2 separate regions of the Homo sapiens genome follow, and region 2 is linked to region 1. A link is a contact called in ENCODE Hi-C or POLR2A ChIA-PET data. All regions are on one chromosome and are shown on one strand. The core of a region is the stretch at or near the end of the contact, and the rest is flanking DNA. Distances in the headings are between cores, read along the strand shown.

Region 1 (3,402 bases), core at 361-2,860:
CTGTACTCCAGCCTGGACAACAAAAGCAAAACTCTGTCTCAAAAATAAAAAATAAACAAAAGAAATACTGCCCTAACTGATGGCATTCCAATACTTCCCTGTGATAGCAGAGAAGAACCTGCTGACTTTCCAACTGATCTCCCAAACCAAACAACACTCATTCATGCACCCCACCACTTTGCCCCACATCCCTGCACTTTCACATCTGCTATTCCCTCTGCCTAAAATTCCTATCCCACCTATTTGACCGCTAACAACCCTGCTGTCGCCCTATGACAACTAATATTTATTACAGGTCACCATAATTGCCCACAATTTACATGTCCAACTCCCAGATTCAGTTTTGAATTTCTTGAAGACAGCAACCATCTCATCCAATTTGCATCGCCAATGCCAACATAGTACTCTATAAATAAATACCTGTTGAATGAAGGAATTAATGAGGCAATCCCTCCAACCTTCAGTTACTAGTAATTGTCAAAAAACACAGGTATGTCTAGTCATACAAAAAAAAGTTTTGAGTTTATTACGTTTTAACTGGGTGTACCAAGCAAATATTATTACAGCTAATCCTGACTATAACCCTAGCAAGTGAGTATCATTATTATTATCTGATTTTCCAGATGGTGCATGCGAGGTTTAAAGGAGCTAAGTCAGTCCAAAATTACACAGCTGGTAACTGGTGATTTGTGGCTGAAGGAGGCATGAAGGTAAGTATATCTGACACCAAAGCTCACACCCCATGCTCACCACCTCTCTCCACTGTCAGGTTCATGACGAAGATGACGGTGCTAACATAATGTTTATTATGGCCTAGGCAGTATTTCTCAACAACTATCAATATAAGTAAGACAAATATTAATTTAAATTTAGATATAAAAATAGGTTCAGGGCCAGGCATAGTGACTCACGCCTATAATCCCAGCACTTTGGGAGGCCAAGAAGGGTGGATCACCTGAGGTTAGGAGTTTGAGAACAGCCTGGCCAACATGGTTAAACCCCGTCTCTACTAAAAACACAAAAATTAGCTGGGTGTGGTGACACACCCCTAAAATCCCAGCTACTCGGAGGCTGAGGCACAAGAATCGCTAGAACCTGGGAGGCAGAGGTTGCAGTGAGCCAAGATCACGCCACTGCACTCCAGCCTGGGCGACAGAGTGCGATCCTGTCTCAAAAAAAAAAAAATCAGATATAAAAATGGGCTTAGATTTGTTAAACGTCCTGGAGGTTCCCCATTGCTAGAAATAATCTTTTTTCAAAAAAAAAAAAAAAAAAACCCCAAGCAATTCATTTAATCAAGCAGTAAAATAAAAGAGTATGCAATATGGACTGTCTACTACAGAGCCTCAAAGTGGAAATAAAGTACTTGGGGTAAGGGAGGGGGAGAGTCCAATTAATGAACCCCAGGATTTTTGGTCAGGATGACAAGAATCGTAACATCCAGTCAACACCTCAAACTAGTTAGAGGCTGGTAAGAAACTTGTGATGCAGGGAACATAAAAATCACATGACAAACATTCAGAGATATTTAAAAGAGAAAAAAAAGCCTGAAAAAGCCATTCCGTTTCGTAAGTCCTCTGGGGGATACACGTGACAGTTTTCAACTGCATTAAGAATAACATCAGGAACAACAAAGGGCAGCTGGTTTTGGTTTTTAGCTTCCTGAAAAGTCCAAAACTGATTCTAATTCCTCAAAAGGTTAAAAAAAAAAAAATCACCAAAACAAATCATTCTTTTCTGCATGCTTTGAAAGGAGAAGAAATGCTCTCCTATGATTTCTTCTGACAGTCACCTGAAAGTTCATTAAAAAGAGCAATTTCTTGTTTGTTTGTTTGTTTGTTTTGAGACGAGGTCTCACATCGCCCAGGCTAGAGTGCAATGGCGGGTTGATGACTCACTGCAGCCTCGACCTCCTAGGCTCAAGTGATCCTCCCGCTTCAGCCTCTTGAGTAGCTGAGACCACAGGCCTGCACCACCGCACCTGGCTAGCTAATTTTTGGTTTTTTTGTAGACATGGGGTTTCGCCATGTTGGCCAGGCTGGTCTCGAACTCCTGGGATCAAGTGATCCTCCCACCTTGGCCTCTCAAAGGGCTTGAGATTACAAGTGCGGGCCACTGCACCTGGCCATAATTAACAACTTCTAAATGCAGATGAATACCTGAAGCCAACTCACTGCCACCCATATGGCAAAGAGATCCAGTGTGTGAGTGTGTGGTAAATGTCTACCAAGTGTCAAAACACCTTACATATCCTTATAATGAAAATCACAACAGCTAACAATTACTGGAAACTTACTACCTGCCAGGCAATGTTTTAAGGGTTGCACATGAACTGACTCATAACAACCCTCTGAAGTGAATACCATTATACTACCCATTTCAGAGTTGAGGATATTGAGGTGCAAGAAAGAAACTTGCCCAAAATCGCAACACAACCCAGAACTGGCAAACCCAGGATTCAAATGCCAAGCTCCAAAGCCCATGCTGATTCCACTGCCCCCGTTAGCATTCCTGTTCATAATTTGAAGGGAAAACTTCCAGATCACGTCCTCTGATTCCGTATGGGACAAAGACGCCTTGGCGGAACAATCACGTTTCTAGTCTTTGAGGTAACTTCTAGGGCCTACAAAGCTCCTGGGCCATTATTTCTAGAGGGCAAAATATTCCAAAGATATCTTAAAGCTTCTTCACAGGCCAGTCTGACTGAAAGAACATGGAATAATTTCAATGAACCATAAGAACGAGTCTTTGTTCCTAGAGAAAAACAGAGCTAGAAAACACCACCAACAAAGAGAAGCGCGCATTTCAGAGCCCAGCGGCTGCCACCACTTCCTCCTGGGGAGGCTTCTCAGGACTCCATCTGAAGGAAAAAACAAGTCTCGCCTGCATTTCCCCTAATGTCAATACTGTTTTATGTTCCATGTGAAGATGGCAGCATCTCACGGTGTCCGTCTCTCACAAGATCAAATATACATATATATATATACACACACACACACACACACATATATACACACACACATATAAAAATATATATATACATGTATACATATATATATCTCTCACACACATACCCACACACACATACAAAAACATGCTCACACACATCCACCTTGGATTTTGTATTTTGGCAAAATACGGTGCACCATTTAGGCTCCCAAATCCAGCAATGGTCTGCTCTGTCCTGCTAGCACTGTCTCTACTCGAAACATTACTCATCCACCAACACCTTGGCAGCTTTTTTTCGGTGTAAGGATATGTACTATTATTTACTTATTTGTCTTGAATTTGACTCACTTTGTTCAGTTACATACACCTGTTTAAAAATTATTTTAAAATTTAAAAAATGGAAAGCTCCATCACAGTTGTAAATGGTAAACTAGCATCATATGACATAAAAAC
Region 2 (3,402 bases), core at 296-2,795, 52 kb before region 1:
ACCACAGGAAATCTGCAAGGACTCTAGAGGCTGATGGGGAGCTACGTTCCCTGGACACACTTGCTACAGAAAGCCCAGAAGAGCAGGAAGAGCTCTGGGTTCTCTAAGACCAAAGCCCAACATGCACGAAAAAGGAGACCCGGATGTCTGATGGTTCAGGAGGCCCAGCTAAGCGGCAAAGGAGCTGACCCGGATGTCTGATGGTTCAGGGGGCCCAGCTAAGCGGCAAAGGAGCTGCCAAAACAATCAGACCACCTACTGCAAGCACCTCACGGTTCCACAATAATTCAAGAACCCAACTACAAGACCCCTCCATGGGGAACGGGACAAGGTGAGCAGGAAATTGATTCATGAGACAGAGCCTGTGAACACACATTCAAAACTCCCCAGGGGTCCTAGACACATCCTGGGACCACCTGCTCTCTCCCAGCCCCTGCCCCTCCTCAGATGACCTGCCTGCATCTACACTGCCGCTGAACAGGCATCAGCAAGGTCACCAACCCCGTAACCTTTGGCTATTTGGACCATGGATGGTCTAGAAATGCAGGACTTCGGTGGCCTGGCCTGCAAACATGAGCTAGGCCTACGAGATTGTCACTTTTAGGGGACCTCAACTGAGACCCATGAGAAATTCCAGTTGGTATGGAAGGTCATGTGACTGAGGCATGGTGTGGGCCAAGGAGGGCATGAGAATGAACAGGGAGCAAAGACGGACTAGAAAAGGCCGGGCACGGTGGCTCATGCCTATAATCCCAGCAACTGTGGGAGGCCAAGGAGGTGGATCACGTGAGGTCAGGAGTTTGAGATCAGTCTGGCCAACATGGCGAAACGCCATCTCTACTAAAAATACAAAAAGAATTTAGCCGGGCATGGTGGTGCATGCCTGTAATCCCAGCTAATCTGGAAGCTGAGGCAGGAGAATCACTTGAACCCAGAAGGCGGAGGTTGCAGTGAGCCAAGATCATGCCATTGCACTCCAGCCTGGGTGACAGAGTGAGACTCCACCTCAAAAAAAAAAAAAAAAAAAAAAAAAAGATGGACTAGGAAAAGAAGAGGTGGGCAGACCCCCATCAGGAAGTGGAGGGAGGCCACATAAGAAAGATGACAGCACCCCACCAAGTCAGGAAAGCCCCCTCCATGCCAACGCCCCAGCTCCTGGGCCATGGACAAGATGTCCCTGAAGCTCTCACCAGGGGCCTTGGCATGTGCCTGGCACCTTCCCCAGATTAACTCAAGGCGCCTTCACTGTGGATCTCAAAGGTAGCTGATATAATCACACCCCCCACTCTCACAGGACTGTGCTCAAGAGCAGATGAGTTCATCAGGGTCAGCCACACTGCAGTGCAGGGCTCCTTTGGCTTTGCAAATGCTGGCTCTCATTGTCACTGTCATCCCCATTTTCCAGATGAGGACACAGCAACTGACAGACAGGAAGCACTCAGCCTCATTTAACAGCCAGGAATGCTGACGCTCAGAGCAGTAATGCACTCAGGCTTACTCAACTTTCTAGAGCTAGTACTGCATCTGACTGGCCCCGTCCTGCTGCCAGTGACTGTCCCCGCCCTGCCTCTGTGCTTCAGCTAGTTTGAGTAGGTTTATGCTCCCTGCCAAGTGACAGGAAGAATCTACACCCCAGTTCAGAATTTCAACAGCTTCCTGAGTGATTAGTGGGCTCCAGTCATAATTTCCTAAATCTGGGCCCAGAGAAGGCACATTCACTTCCTAAGAAAACGAGGAGGCGCCTAAGAAGGTTGGGCCAAGTCTTCTCTGACCCAGCGGTGTTCTGAGGGCAGGGACAGCAACTGGGCACTTCTCTGAGCCAGATGCTGTGCCAGCTGCATTACACTGCACCCCACAGGCCAGCTGGGATCAACCACGTCCTCCCCATGACCTGCACTAAAGAAAACAATAACAAACCACACGGGCACGTGCTCAACCGTGTGGAATGGTGCAAAAATGCTTACCCATACCAGAGACATATTTATTTATTTATTTATTTATTTATTTATTTATTTATTTATTTTGAGACAGAGTCTCACTGTCACACAGGGTGGTGTACAGTGCCACGATATCGGCTCACTGCAACCTCCACCTCCCGGGTTCAAGCAATTCTCCTGCCTCAGCCTCGTGAGTAGCTGGGACTACAGGCACACACCACCATACCCAGCTAATTTTTGTATTTTTAGTAGAGACAGGGCTTCACCATGTTGGCCAGGCTGGTCTCAAACTCCTGACCTCAGGTGATCCACCCGCCTCGGCTTCACAAAGTGCTGGGATTACAGGCATGAGATATCGCACCCAGCCCAGAAACAGCTTTTAACCAAGCTACTTCCTGATCCCCAAGCACTTTTCTGCACAGGGTGGCAGGGCCTTTACAGACAGGGGTTCAGTTACCTTCTTGCATCTCCAAAGAGGCAAAATCGTGGTCACTATTTGTGGTCAGCTTTTAAACGACCAAGTTCAACGGGCCACTGGTAAGGGAGAAAAACAGGCCTGCAGGCCCTGGTGACTTGCCAGCTGGTTCAGCCCAACACTCACTCCACGGAGAGCACCTCAGGATACCCAGGTTCAGGGAGAGAAGCCAAGCCCTCTCTCACTTCTGCATCTCAGTGAGCTCCCCCTGGCCCTGAACCACACCCCGACTCCCGTGCCTCCCGGCTCCCATTCCTACCTGTCCAGGGAACTCAGACATTCCTGCTGGTTCTCGAAGCCAAAGCTCTTATTGGAGGAAAGGAGTAATCGGGAGACACCCACCTGCTGGGCTGTAGGAGCCCACGCCACTGACAGGGAAGAGGATGTCGGAGTCATTGTGCAGCACCTTCAGCGGAGCCCAGCTGTGCATCTGGGAGAGGCAGGTGTTCCCTTCCAGTGGCCTAAGGTGAAAGAATACAGCTGCAGGACAGGCCAAAGAGCCCACAGGCCGCATGACTCACCAACAAGCATCCACAGCACCCTCCTGAGAACTAACCAGGCCAAGGCAGGGCTGAGAACAGAAGGAGGTGTGGGCTGGGAGGTAGAGCGTGGAGTCCAGATCCAGACCTCTTGCATTTGTTCTCTCAACCAGTGTTTACTGAGCACCTATTATATGCCAGGCACTGTGCTCCCTACTGGTGGCAAAAGAGCCAGTGAATACTGTTGATCCTGCCCTGAGGGAGCCTGCAGTCTGTTGGGGGGCATGAACATGAACCAAATAATCCTGCAAGAAGCTGTAAATGGCATCTCAGATTGTGGAGAAAGCTCATTCCAGGAAGGTCATGGAAGGCTGCCTGGAAGAAGCAGGGCTTGAGGAGGGGAGCTGGAGGAAGCCCAAGCCACCGAGTGAAGAGGAGGGACAAAGGCTTGGGGAAGGGGACAGCACATGCATCACAGGCCATCTGCTCCACGTTCCGAAATGACAGCAGC

Evidence for each region. A loop is a pair of places that touch in the nucleus more often than their neighbours do. ChIA-PET counts read pairs that join two places held with the same protein, here RNA polymerase II (POLR2A). Pooled maps may share reads with other maps.
Region 2: a map of CD14-positive monocyte shows a loop between it and region 1 (2.1-fold over the local background). The contact joins two enhancer-like sites. A Hi-C loop is called at or near these places in 5 of 168 maps with a recorded cell type or tissue (CD14-positive monocyte, IMR-90, PC-3 and 2 more), 1 of 37 single-sample maps with no recorded cell type and 3 of 50 pooled maps. POLR2A ChIA-PET finds 5 or more read pairs at or near these places in 8 of 52 experiments (B cell, BJ, CD4-positive, alpha-beta T cell and 5 more).

The regions. Positions count from the first base shown.
Region 1 is chr16:12,009,064-12,012,465 of GRCh38, reverse strand. All of the region lies in intron 3 of SNX29 (sorting nexin 29), which reads right to left. Among named protein-coding and RNA genes, the nearest start is that of SNX29, 34 kb to the right of the region's middle. Within about 2 kb of position 1,610, at least 4 of the 41 ENCODE cell types and tissues checked have a DNase peak (open chromatin) inside an H3K27ac peak, as active enhancers do; they include CD14-positive monocyte, where a contact is called at or near this core.
Region 2 is chr16:12,060,999-12,064,400 of GRCh38, reverse strand. SNX29 (sorting nexin 29) reads right to left here. Exons shown (of 21, transcript NM_032167.5): 9 at 2,755-2,873. Among named protein-coding and RNA genes, the nearest start is that of SNX29, 86 kb to the right of the region's middle. Within about 2 kb of position 1,545, at least 20 of the 41 ENCODE cell types and tissues checked have a DNase peak (open chromatin) inside an H3K27ac peak, as active enhancers do; they include CD14-positive monocyte, where a contact is called at or near this core.